2 separate regions of the Homo sapiens genome follow, and region 2 is linked to region 1. The links are chromatin contacts, found by Hi-C in ENCODE. All regions are on one chromosome and are shown on one strand. Each heading gives the region's core, a stretch centred on a gene start or an enhancer-like site at or near the end of the contact. The rest is flanking DNA. Distances are from core to core; before and after follow the strand shown. Region 1 overlaps TRAK1 (trafficking kinesin protein 1). Region 2 overlaps CCDC13 (coiled-coil domain containing 13).

Region 1 (6,984 bases), core at 1,791-4,290:
AGTGAGAGTATGTATGTAATATAAAAAATCACGGCTTCACTTGTAACTTTTTGTTTAGTTATAACTGCAGAATGACAGGAGTATAATAGTGAATCTGTATTAAATGCTCTAGGTACACTTTCAATGAATAATACGTACTAACCTCATAATTCTTTTATATTTCCCTGTTTGTTCTCATATTTTTAAAAGGTAATTTTTTTTTTTTTTTGAGACGGAGTTTCACTCTTATTGCCCAGACTGGAGCACAATGGCACAATCTCACTCACTGCAACCTCTGCCTCCCAGGTTCAAGCGATTCTCCTGCCTCAGCCTCCCAAGTAGCTGAGATTACAGGCATACGCTACCAGGCCCGGCTAATTTTGTATTTTTAGTAGAGACAAGGTTTCACAATGTTGGTCAGGCTGGTCTCAAATTCCCTGACCTTAGGTGATCCACCAGCCTTGGCCTCCCAAAAGTGCTGGGATTACAGGTGTGAGCCACTGTGCCTGGCTTTGAAAGGTAATTTAATGTCTGTTGAAACTAATATTTTAAAATTTTGGCTTGTATTTTATACTTCTTTGGATGTATTTTATTTTTCCTGAAATTCTTTATTATTGTATTTTATAAAAATATTGGCCCATGATGGACAGATGATACAAATTTTAAAAAACAACACACCAGTCTTTCACCACTAAGATTTGAGAAGTATGGTTCTATGCATCCGTAAAGTCCCAGAGATGTGGCTGGCTATTTACACCAGATTAACTGCCCTTCACCCCTGTGAACAGTCACTCTGGGTCAGGACTCGAGCCTTGAGAGGGCAGCAGCAGAGGGGGACCAGAGCCAGGACTACAACTGGTGGGGTTGGGGGTGCTTACATACTGGGTTCCTGAGCCAGGCAACTCCACTTTCTTTGGTGGGTCACTTCCACAGTTTCTGCAGAACTCTGGAACAGCTAAACACACAGTACAATTTCTTCTCCAGTCATAGGCTAGTGGCCCAAGGGTGGCAAAGGCCACCATTGGCTGGAAATCATGCAAACAGGAGAGTCGGGGTCCAAGGCTACTGCTGCTACTCTGGTCCTTAGTGTCACAGGTGACTTAATAGAGGCCCCAGGGAGGACTATGAGTTTATGCAATTGAGGTGTGGGAGAACAATACATCACTGTTCTTTCTTTTTTGAAAAGAAGTACTTAAGCCTTTGCCTGTCACTTGAGAATCTCCTCTATCAATGGTCCCCACTGCTACCAGCTGCCTGGCCCTTGGAAACCCTGCTGGATTCTGCCCTTCCCTGCTCTTGGGGGGCCCTAGGTTCCCTCTCTTACTTTTTTCCCCTGAATCTTGTCACATCGATGTACAGGCATTGCTGAGCCTCAGCGCTGCTGGTCCTGGAGGCTGCTGGTCTAAGCTAAAGGCCTGGATTTCTCTCACTGGTTTTCAATTCTTTGGGACTTCAGAGCAGGATCAGCCTGAACTTTGGGCATTTGGCATGGTGAATGCCCAAGTACTGCCAAGCAAACATTTCCTTTAACCCTGGATTCAGTCATCGTGCTGTGGCTTTATAGAACTTAGGAACTACAGGCTAAAGTAGTACGGAGGAAAGGCTCTTACTTTCGGATGTTTTCAGAAAAAAAAAGCAAAGAAAACATTTTCTAAAAAGAAGATGCATTAGAAAGGAGCGGGTTGATTTCATAAGGTGGGAAGCACTCTAATACAGAATACGTTTTGTAAACTTTTTAAAAATGTCTTTCTACTTCCTGGTGCAGCAGGATGATAGGCAAGGTGGCCTCCTCCTCATTCTATGATTAATTTCTTCACTTGCACCCCAAGCCTGTGCACACGCTGTCCTCTTGTTCTGGAATGCCTCCCTCCAGTTCCCCTGGAGAACTGAGACCATGCTCATGCCTTCTTCAAGTGGCTTCTGAGACCCCAAGCAGAGGGACTCCCTCCACTGTCATCATGACCACTTCTGCTGCCTGCGCAGACGGAGCCCCTTTCAAGGGCTGGGACTGTGTCGGTTCCTCTCTGGATTCCCAGAGCAGCATGGAACTGAGTCACACTGAGGGAGGACTCAGGACATCTTGAGACGAAGAGTGGGACGGAGGAACCCAGGCTCAGGAGGGAAGACTCCTCCACCTAAGGAGTCCTTGGGGATCTGGCATGGCACCCCTACCCACCCGCCTTTCCCCCCTCCACCACCCCCCCGCCCTCCGCCAACCACAGCAGCCCCGAGAATCCACTGAAGCTCCAGAAGGGACGTCAGACTCCTGGTCCCAAGGAGGGGCTCTGGAATGTGAGGGGCCAGGCCTTCTTCCTGGCCATTTCCTCTCAACTTGCACCCCAGAAACAAGCACTCTGTTTACAGTGAGGATGTTGGGGGTTCCAGGAGGCAGAGTTGCCCGCCCTGAACTACTTTCCAGGGAAAAGCAAACCCATCTGATCTTGTGATTGGATTAGGGCGGTTTCTTCAGGTCTTTTGCTGTCTCCAAGTGCCCTCTGCTGGCTACAGAAAAAGAATTCCTTTTAGGATATGATGTTTTTGAGCCGTGAGCTCAGATGCACAAAAAATTTCATTTTTTTCTAAATCTCGACTTAATCCCTATTATAAGCTCTCAATTGACTCAGGTAATTCAGCATGACTTTCTTCCTCCACCAACTTCTCCCCAGGTGGCATCTAGGTTCTGGGTGCTGGCACTGGCCAGAGCTGCGGGGGAGGCTGGTGTCCACTTCCTTTGTCCTGTTGGCAAGGCTCTTCAGGACATACCTGCCTCTCTGCTCCCAGGCAGTGTGTGGAATGATTCCCACATCTGTCTGGGGCCAGGTACTTCAGGATCTCCTGGGACTTCTCCACTGAGACGTATCTGCTGGCACTTCTACTTCCTCACTGCCCCATGTGGTCCCTGCCCTGTGATGGGGTGAGTTGCTGGGGAGGGGCTCTGGAACATCCTTACTTCCCCAGGACCCCTGCCAAATGAGCTCATCTGTCCTTGGAGCCCCAAACTCATCAGGGGCTTCTCCTATAACCTTGGATGTGGCCCACAGATGGGGAAAGGACAAAGGCTCCCACACCGGTTGAACGCTGGCATCCCTTCCAACTCCCACGGCCTGGAGAATCTGCATGAAGTCCTTGTCCTTTGTGTTTGGCAAGCAGGAGTAGCACAGGAGGAGTAAGCAGTAAAAAGAGAAACTGTTTCACCAACTTGATGATTTAAAAATTTTTAAATATATATATATATATATATTTTTTTAAAGAGAGAGAGAGAAAAACTGGCTCCACAAGTTTCCTTCTAAATCTTTTGGTCTCACACCAAAACATGTACTCAGCTTTGTCCTTCCTTCCTTTCATGTTTGAAAACCAGGAATTTTATTATCTTTGTTTTCTGGTCTCACCAAATGCCTCTTTGACAACTTCTCCCTTAGGCCATGACGTCCTCTTTTGAACTTCCTGGGCTGGGAGAAGGGCTTGGGATACACATGAAGAAATTCGGCATAGAACAGGGACGATGCACCAAACCACCTTGAACATCCTCCCGTCACACATGAGACAGAAGAATGCCTTCTAGGGTTTACAAAACATCTATCAGTAGAGGGCATTAGAGGGCTTCCCATCTTTTGAGATGAACTCTTTTTGCTCCCACACCTTTTTATTATTTAAGTTTATTCTTTACTTTTTCCGAAAACACTTCAAAGTGACTTGCAGACACCAAGCCCCTTTATCTTAATCCTTTAGCTCCTAGGAAATAGGACATGCCCTTACATATACACAGTGCAATTATCAATCTCAGTAAATTTTATATTGATACAATTTTAAAAATACATGCTATATATTCAAATTTCTGGTTGTCCCAACACTGTCTTTTATAGCATTTTTTCCCACTCCAGTATCCCATTCAGATCATGAACTGCATTCGTTGCCTTGTCTCTTTATTCTCCTTTAATCTGGAACAGTTCCTTAGTCTTTGTCATGAAACTGACAATTTTTAAAGGGATAGGTACATTGTTTTACAAAATAATAAATGTCCCTCAAAATGTCAACCACATGGTTCAGGTTTTGCATTTGTGGCAGGAACAGCACAGCATGATGTGTGTCTCTCCCAGTACATCTCATAACAGGTGATGTCTTATAGCAGTTTGTCCCATTTTGGGTAATGTTAAATTTTACGACTTGTTTAAAGTGGCGTACCACAGAGTTATCCACTGCAAAGATATTGTCCCCCCTTTGTAAGTAATAAGCATTCTGTGGGAAGATACAATGGGTGTAAATATTCTGCTGCCTAACGAATTTTTACCCAATGGTTTCAATATCCATTGTTGTCTGAATTAGTTAGTATTATGGTTTCAAAACGGTGGTTGTTCTTTTTTTTTGAAACGGAGTTTCGCTCTTGTTCTGGAGTGCAATGGCACGATCTCGGCCCACCGCAACCTCGGCCTCCCGGGTTCAAGCGATTCTCCTGCCTTAGCTTCCCGTGTAGCTGGGATTACAGGCATGCGCCACCGTGCCCGGCTAATTTTGTATTTTTAGTAGAGACGGGGTTTCTCCATGTTGGTCAGGCTGGTCTTGAACTCCCAACCTCAGGTGATCCGCCCGTCTCGGCCTCCCAAAGTGCTGGGATTACTGGCATGAGCCACTACACCCAGTGAAATGGTAGTTTTTCTAATTCTATTGTCCCTTCTGTATTTGTCATTCACCTTCCTTCTACTGTAAGGAAGGGCATAGAGGAATGCATTCTAGGATCCCCTTTCCATCCTTCCTCTGCTTGGAATGCCTTCCCCACTTGGCAAATCCTGGAAACCCAGATACAGGGTCACCTTACCTCAAAGCTTTCCCTGCCCACCCACTCTCTCTCTCTTCCTTTCAATTAAGATGGGCTGCGGCTATCTGACCTTCTTAGAGCCCCTGAGACAAGGAGAGACTGGAAAGGGGAATTTGCGTCCCACAGCAGAACTCCCACCCAAACTCCACCTGGTCTAGTGCAGTGGGTCTCAAACTATGGTGCACACCAGAATCACCTTGAGGGCTTGTTAAAACACAGATACCTGGGCCCTATACCTGGGATTCTAAGGCACTATCAAAAAATCTTACTGGCTTAACAACAAAGTTTATTTCTCCATCAGGTTACATGTCAAATAGGTTGGCAGGAAGCTCTGGTCCACATACTTGGAGACTCAGGATGGTGGAGACTCCAGCACTTCAATACGTGACCTGAGGGTTTAACACACAGGAAGAGAGGAGCACAGAGTCATGCACGGGTTTTTCTCTGCTTATTGCCCATTGGCCAGCCACTAATCATGTGACCTGCTCGACTGCAATGGCTGGGAAATGGGGATCTGATGAATCATTTGGTGAGCACCATAATTTCTGCTACCACCACGCTCCCTCGATCCTACCAGCCCACTACCACACAGGCCTTCTCTTAGTTCTTCGAACGCACCAAAGTGCTTTTCTGCCTCCGGGCCTTTACACCAGCTGCTCTCTCTGCGGAAATGCTCTTGTGCCAGATCTCACATGCTTCACTCAAGTACCCCTCCCTGGAGTGGCTTTCTCTTACTGTCCAATCCAAAGCAGCCACCCACTCCTTCACACCACCCTGTTTTAATTCTCTGCACAGCCCTTGTTATTCTACACTTGGTGTTGTTCTCTCTAGATTGTACACTCCGTGACAGCAGAAACTGGCTCACTTATTCGTCCCCAGTACTTAAATGCCTGGCACATGGTAGGTGCTCAAAATACATTGACTCAACTAATTAACTCTAAGGTGCATTACTGTTTTCATGTCACAGGTTTAAAAAAAAAAAAAATGGAGGACCTAAAGAGGGTAAGTGGCTTGCCCAAGGTCACACCACTGCCAAATGGTTAGCACCTGACTTAAAATCCATGATGCCACATCCTACCACAGTGTTTATTTGCATAATCTCACTGCTTTCAAATATTGAGGTGGCAGAATATTTATTTTTTTCTTTTGTTCTTCTCACAATTCTCCATCTGGTGGACCTCCACTGTCCTTGGTTGTCTCTTAACTCTATGGAAGGCAATTTGGCAATAACCATCCAGGAATTTATTTCACAGATGTACTCACATATGTGGACAATTGCATATATGTAAGGTTTTTTCATTACAGTACCGTGATAGCAAAAGATTAGAATTAACCCAGTGACACCAGGCACAGTGGCTCACACCTGTAATCTCGGTGCTTTGGGAGGCTGAGGCAGGAGGATTGCTTGAGCCCAGGACTTCAAGAAGAGCATGAGCAACACGGTGAGACCCCCACCTCTACAAAGAATACAAAATAAAAATTAGCTGTGCATGGTGGCACACACCTGTGATCCCAGCTACTTGGGAGGCTGAGGCAGGAGGATTACTTGAGCCCAGGAGGTCAAGGCTGCAGTAAGCCATGTTCGTGCCACTGTACTGCAGCCTGGGCAATGGAGTGAGATCCTGTCTCCACAAAAAAAAAAAAAAAAAGAATTATCCCAGTGACCATCTGTAAGGGATGGTTCATAAAGGTATGTATAATTCACAGCAGGTGTATGCACACAGTGGAATAGTACACAGCCCTGAAAAGTGAGGGACATCTTCAGAGTCTGACTGGAAAGTTGTCTAAGGTATGATATCATGTTGAAAGAAAGAAGGCATGTAACAGTATGTGAAGTATATGCCTTTCATTTAATTTTGCAAAGAGCTAAACACTTTCAAGTCTTACATAAAGAGATCGTCTCCTTGATGAAAAGATAAAAACAAAATACAAATCAGAATACCAGTGTGGTTTCCATCATTTGAACTTATTTTATTGATACTCATTAGTGAATAAAATTGTGTTGATTTTTGATGCATTACAACACACTTTTTGGTAGTGGTTGCACAATGTTGACCGTTTATTTATTTACTATACTAAGTATTGCAACCTCTGAACTGCCAATTTTTACATGGTATTTCTGGCAATGATGAGTGGCTTCTCTCTCTGAATACATAAAATGGTCCATTCAGTCCATGGTTTTCATATTCCTT
Region 2 (6,984 bases), core at 1,795-4,294, 530 kb before region 1:
CAGCTACTCGGGAGGCTGAGGCAGGAGAATCGCTTGAACCCAGGAGATGGAGGTTGCTGTGAGCCGAGATCGTGCCATTGCACTCCAGCCTGGGCAACGAGAGTGAAACTCCATCTCAAAAAAATAAAAATAAAAATAGACACCCTGGCCACAGCCCAGATAATTAATTTCAAATCTCCACTGGCCTCATGAATAGCACAGATTAGATACTAATACTCTGGGGGCCGGTCTGGACCACAGGTGTCCTCTCAGTGCAGGCATTACTGTCTATCCCAGAGGCTCCGTTGGGCCAAGAGCACCACTTTTCATACAGTGATAATGATAATTATTTCCATGCATTCTTCCACTTAATCTCACAAACTCCCTGTGAAGTTCGTAAGTATCAGAGTCCCATTTTACAAATGGGAAACGAAAGCAAAGAGGTTAAGTAATTTGCCTGGGGCACAGTGTACATTCAATGAGTACCAGTTCCTCAGTGACTTCAAGTGCAAATTGGGAGTAGAAAAGGAGAAAAGCTTTACAAGTTACTGTGTTCATTCATTCAGTGACAATTCTACAAATGACAGTTGAAGGCCTGTTCTGGGCAAGATGTTGAGATTTAGCAAATGAATAAGGTATTAGGACCCCTGCCCTTAAGAGGTCTCTTTGTAAAGGGAAGTAATGTAAATAAAATAATAGATAATTATAATACACTGAGGTTAAGTTTAGTGATCAAGGGGTGCCCTAGGGATTCTGGGAGTCCACAGAGTGCCCTGAGGGGAATCCTAGAGGCTAACTGGGAGTTAGTGGGAAGGTAAAGGGCTGGGATGGGGAGGCCTGGGAGGAAGGCCTCCCAGGTAGAGGAGTGGCTGAAGCCAGCCTCTGAGATGCCACTGGGCTTAATCCACAGCAGGAGCCACAAACCCAAAACATCTGCTGTGGCTGATGGGAAATAAAAGTGAATCCAGCAGGTTTAAGAGAAAGAACAACATTTATGTGCAGTGATAATGGGCAGCTGATGTGCCAGCTGCAGCATCTGGAGGTGGCAGGGACAGTGGTTTAATGGAAAGAACCTATTATGCACCAAAGGAACTCTCTGCATAGCAGCTGCTGTCCGTGTGGGACGATGGGCCCAGCATTGCCAGATCTGTAAACTTTTATAAAAGAAGCTGGTGTAAACTAAACATAAAATTCAGAGGCCCCCCATCCATCTGAATGGACTTCCTTCTCAGCCAGGGCACTCCAAAGTTAACCTGAAAGACCAGTTCAGGCCTTGATGGGAAGCAAGGGTTGGACACGCCTCATTATACCCTCCTCCCTTTTGGAATTCAGGAAAAGTTGACCAACATTTAACATCAACACAGACCTTAAGTCTGATAAGAAACATTTACAATCTATTCTCTCTGAAGCCTGCTACCTGGAGGCTTCATTTGCATGATCAAAACTTTTATCTCTTTTATTCTAACCCAGATATTCCTTTCTATTTATAGTAACTCTTTTAACCAATTACCAATCAGAAAAATTTTAAATCTACTTATCACCTGGAAGCTCCCCCCTCCCAACCTTGGAGTTGTCCTGCTTTTCTGGACCAAATCGGTATATATCTTAAATGTATTTGATTGATGTCTCAGGTCTGCCTGAAATGTATAAAACCAAGCTGTGCCCTGACCACCTTGGGCACGTGGTCTCAGGATCTCCTGAGGGCTGTGTCACAGGCCATGATCACTCACATTTGGCTCAGAATAAATCTCTTCAGACTGGGTGCAGTGGCTCACACCTGTGATCCCAGCACTTTGGGAGGCTGAGGTGGGTGGATCACTTGAGATCAGGAGTTCAAGACCAGCCTGGCCAACATGGTGAAACCATGTCTCTACAAAAACATACAAAAATTATCTGGGTGTGGTGGTGCATGCCTGTAGTCCCAGCAACTCAGAAGGCTGAGGCAGGAGAATTGCTTGAGCCCAGGAGGCAGAGGTTGCAGTGAGCCAAGATTGTGCCACTGCGCTCCAGCCTGGGTGACAGAGCGAGACTTCATCTAAAAAAAAAAAAAAAAAAAAGTACATCTCTTCAAATATTTTACAGAGTTTGACTGTTTTTGTTGACACTGGAAATCTGATATTGAAACTACAATTCTTTGAATGTTGGCAACAAATTCAAATCCTAACATAGTGTTCTGTAAGAGCCAAACAAAAATGTCTGTGGGATGTGTTAAACTAACTGTAGCCTAAAGCTGCCTTCTTATATATTCTAAGTTCAGCCTAAAGGTTTCTCTGTACGTAGTAAACTGTAACCTGACTAGGAATTTAAACAGACTGCAATCTACTCTTGTACCAGTCACAGAGTTTCAGCCAATCACAGGCAGCCAGCTATTCAAATTGTATTCAAAAAAGGCAAACAGCCAGCTGTAATCAGTCTAGCTGTTTCTGTACCTCACTTGTGCTTTCTGTTCATCACTTTCCTTTTTCTGTTCATAAATCTTTTTCGACTAGGTGGCAGCCCTGGAGTCACTCTGAATCTGTTCTGGTTCTGGGGGCTGCTAGATTTGTGAATCATTCTTTGCTCAGTTGAATTCTGTTAAATTTGATTTGTTTAAAGTTTTTCTTTTTTTATTTTGGAGACAGGGTCTGACTGTCACCCAGGTTAGAGTGCAGTGGCGCGATCACAGCTCATTGTAGTCTCAACCTCCTGGGCTCAAGCTGTGCTTCCACCTTGGCCTTCCAAAGTGCTGGGATTACAGGTGTGAGCCATCATGCCTGGCCTAACGTTTATCTTTTAACAAAGGATATAGCCTTTGGGCCAGCTATTATACTCACATGTATTGTTTATTACAATGAAAGAATACGGGTCAAAATCAGCAAAGAGACACATAGGGCAGAGTCCAGGAGACACCAGGTGCAAGCTTCCAGTTGTCTTCTCCCAGTGGAGTCATGTTGACAGTACTTACTTCTCCCAGAAACAATTCGTGGCAACTTACATGGAGTACTGCCAGCCAGGGAAGCTCCCCTGAGTCTTGGTGTCCAGGGTTTTTATTAGGAGATGGTTACGTAGGTACAGTTGACCTTAGTCACTCGATCTCCAGCCCCCTCCAGCCTACCCTGCACCTGGCAATGAATCACATTGTTAATTAACATGGACTGGAATGGCCCAAGGTCCCCAGGTGAAGAAAAACACTCTCATCAGGAAGGATGGTCCAAGGGCTCAGAGATTCTCTCTTAGGAGCGGGTCAAAGGCCAAACATGTTTTTTGGAATGTGCGGGTGTGCACAATACAGGTTTTCAGAGTTAATTCTTTATAGTTCCTCTTACTGGGCAGAGCTGCCTGGTAAGGAATTTCAACATAACACCAGCTTCTGCTTTTGTTTGACCTTTGCCAAACCCTGGGCTCAGCCCACAGCACATTAAAACCAGCTGGGCAGCAGTTAAACCATCCCATGCTTGGTCTCCACTCCAGACTAATTTAAATCAGATTCTCTAGGGGTGGGCCTGGTTATCAGCATTTTTAGATTGTATCCTGGGGATTTGGTATTGAAGCAAGTTTAAGAGTAACTGGGTACAGGCTCTGGGACCACCCCTGTGTGTGAGATGGAGATAAGTATATTAAGAAGGTACAGATAGAGCAGTTGAAGCTGTTTGGGTAGGTAGAGTATTCCTCCTGGCGGGTCAGAAAAGGACCATGGTATTCATGCTGGGTGTAGGAGGACCAGCAAGATTTAAGCCTTGGGGGGAGAAGGAGGTATAGGAACAGAGGAGCAAGTCAACACAACTAGCTAGAAGTTAGCATTATGAAAGGGAAAACAGGCTAGAAGGACACAGAGGCCAAATCCAAAGCGCTTAATGCCATTGGACTTGGCTTTGTGGCTAAGGGGCATCTGCTGAAGCTTTTTGCACAGGAGTCTGTCAGGCTCAGAGCTGTGGTTTAGAGAAACTTGTCCCTCAGCAAATGTTATTCATTTGTTCAGCAAGTATTCATTCCATGCCTGCCATATACCAGGCCCTGCTACAGGCACTGAGGATACAGCAATGAACAACACAGTGCCTGCCATTGTGAAGCTGGTGGGGAGGGAGAGAGGCAGTCAACAAGTAAACAAATCAAAATATAATGTGTCAGATGACTCTCAGTGCCATGGAGGAAGACAAAACAGGGCAAGGGCATGGGGAGCGAGGGCAGGGATGCCTTCTACAATAGGATATGAGGAGACCTCTGTGATAAGGTGACATTTGAGAGGAAGTAGGTAAGGTAGATGTCTGGGGGAAGGACATTCCTGGAGAGGTAACAGCAAGTGCAGATACCCCAAGGTGGTTATGAGCCTGGTATCAGTGGGAATGGAGACATGGGGGCAGATTTTAGGACATTTATGGAAAATAAACAAGATTTATGATTAATTGGATGATAGGTAGATGATGTGGCTTGAGGTTGGTTTAAGGCAGGGATGCTTACCACTGGCTACACTTTAAAATCGTGAGGGGAGCATTTAATAATTCCAGTGTCTGTGCTCTATTATTTCATTTATGTGAAGTTCAAACAGACAAAGTATCAAGAATGTACAAGAAACTGATCATTCAGTAACAGTGAGTGATTGTATTGTGACTGTAAATTGTATTGTCTAATACAATTTAAAAATGGGCAAAAAATGTGAATAGACACATCACAAAAGAAGATATACACATGGTCAACAAGCACATGAAAAGATGCTCAACATAACTAGTCAACAGAGAAATACAAATTAAAAACACATTGAGATACCATTTTATTTTTATTTTATTTTAATTAATTAATTTATTTATATTTTATTTATTTATTTATTTTGAGACAGAGTCTTGCTCTGTCACCCAGGTTGGAATGCAATGGCGCAATCTTGGCTCACTGCAACCTCGGCCAGGCTGGAGTGCCATGGCGCAATCTTGGCTCACTGCAACCTCGCCCAGGCTGGAGTGCCATGGCGCAATCTTGGCTCACTGCAACCTCGCCCAGGCTGGAGTGCAATGGCTCAATCTTGACTCACTGCAACCTCTGCCTCCCAGGTTCAAGTGATTCTCCTGCCTTAGCCTCCTGAGTAACTGGGATTACAGGCCTGTGTCACCACACCCAGCTAATTTTTGTATTTTTAGTAGAGATGGGGTTTCTCCATTTTGGCCAGACTTGTCTCAAACTTCTGAACTCCGGTGATCCACCCACCTCAGCCTCCCAAAGTGTTGGGATTACAGGCATGAGCCACTGTGCCCTGCCTATTTATTTATTTATTTATTTATTTATTTATTTATTTATTTAGAGACAAGAATTTTGCTCTTGTTGCCCAGGCTGGAGTGCAATGGCATGATCTCAGCTCACTGCAACCTCTGCCTCCTGGGTTCAAGCAATTCTCCTGACTCAACCTCCCGAGTAGCAGGGATTACAGGCACATGTCACCACGCCTGGCTAATTTTGTATTTTTAGTAGAGATGGGGTTTCATCATGTTGGTCAGGCTAGTCTCGAATTCCTGACCTCAGTTTATCCACCCACCTCGGCCTCCTAGAGGGATGGGATTACAGGGATGAGCCACCATGCCCGGCTGAGATACCATTTTACATACTAATGAGAAAGTCTAAAATTTAGACTGACTAGCCTAAATGCTGACGAGGATGGCGCAACTGGGACTCCCATTGCTAGTAAGAATGTAAAATGGTACAACCACTCTGGCAAACAGTTTAGCAGTTTCTTATGAAGTTAAACATAAATTACCATATAAGCCAGAATTTTCACTTCTATGTATTTACCCAAGAGAAATAAAAACATACATTCACACAAATACCTTCTTATACATGAATGTTCATAACGGCTTTATTCATAATAGCCAAAACTGGAAACAGCTCAGATGTCCAATAACAAGTGAATGTATAATCAAATTCTTGTTTATTTAAACAAGGTAATATTACTCAGTAATAAAAACGAATGAGCTTATAATGTGTGCAATGACATTGATGAATCTCAAAAAGGTAGTGCTGAGCAAAAAAGAAGCCAGACACAAAAGGCTAACGACTGTATGATTCTAGTTATATGAAATTCCAGAAAAGGCAAAACTGTAGTGAACAAAAGCAGACCAGAGTTTGCCTGGGATTGGGATTGGGATTGGCTGGAAATTGACTGCAAAAGGGCACAAAGGAGGATTTTGGGGTGATGAAAATGTTCTTTCACGATGGTGGAGGTGGTTTACACAAGTGAATATATTTGTCAAAACTCATTTGTACACATAAAATTTGTGTTTTTTTTTTTTTTGGAGACAGGGTCTCACTGTTACTCACAATGGAATATAGTGGCACAATCATGGCTCACTGCAGCCTCCACTTCCTGGGCTCAAGCGATCTTGCCACCTCAGCCTCCTAAGTAGCTGGGACTACAGGCATGCACCACCACAACCAATTTTTTGTAGAGATGGGGTTTTGCCATGTTATACAGGCTGGTCTCAAACTCCTGGTCTCAAGCAGTCTACTCACCTTGGCCTCCCAAAGTGCTGTGATTGCAAGGCATGAGCCACTGCACCCAACCTGGTGGATTTTATTGTACATAAATTATTCTTTGATAGACTGACTAAAAAGAAACCAGACAAAATTAATCTTAGGTGGTAGCGGTCAGAATAATGGTTACCTTGGGGGATGATTCACTGGAAGGGGCACAAAGTAGCCTGCTCAGGGACCGTAAGTGCCCTGTACCTTGATCTGGGTGGTCACCACAGAGGTATATGTCTATGGAAAGATTCACTGAGCCGTATGGTCAGGATTTATGTACTTTATTGCATGTGAATTATACCTGAATTTAAAAAGAAAAAGAAGAAATGATGGCCAAGCCCTGTTCCTAGAAACTGGGATTTAGCTGGTCTGGAAATGGTCCCAGGCATTGTTATTTAGGAGTTCCTAGGGGATTTCAATGTTCAACCAGAGTTGAGAACCATTGATTTAAGGGACAGGCAAGAGTCAAGTGTTGAGTCTGAGTGATGGAGACTATTCTGATGCCATGTGCAATCTGGTGGC

What was found. Hi-C counts contacts between places; a loop is a spot of excess contacts on that map. Pooled maps may share reads with other maps.
Region 2: a loop to region 1 is called in a map of K562, with 4 times the contacts of the local background. The contact joins two enhancer-like sites. A Hi-C loop is called at or near these places in 5 of 168 maps with a recorded cell type or tissue (CD4-positive, alpha-beta T cell, CD8-positive, alpha-beta T cell, K562 and 2 more) and 18 of 50 pooled maps.

What each region holds. Positions count from the first base shown.
Region 1 is chr3:42,225,530-42,232,513 of GRCh38, reverse strand. TRAK1 (trafficking kinesin protein 1) reads right to left here. Exons shown (of 16, transcript NM_001042646.3): 16 at 6,624-6,984. Among named protein-coding and RNA genes, the nearest start is that of CCK, 37 kb to the left of the region's middle. Within about 2 kb of position 3,040, at least 2 of the 41 ENCODE cell types and tissues checked have a DNase peak (open chromatin) inside an H3K27ac peak, as active enhancers do.
Region 2 is chr3:42,758,556-42,765,539 of GRCh38, reverse strand. All of the region lies in intron 1 of CCDC13 (coiled-coil domain containing 13), which reads left to right. Among named protein-coding and RNA genes, the nearest start is that of CCDC13-AS2, 8.6 kb to the left of the region's middle. Within about 2 kb of position 3,044, at least 3 of the 41 ENCODE cell types and tissues checked have a DNase peak (open chromatin) inside an H3K27ac peak, as active enhancers do.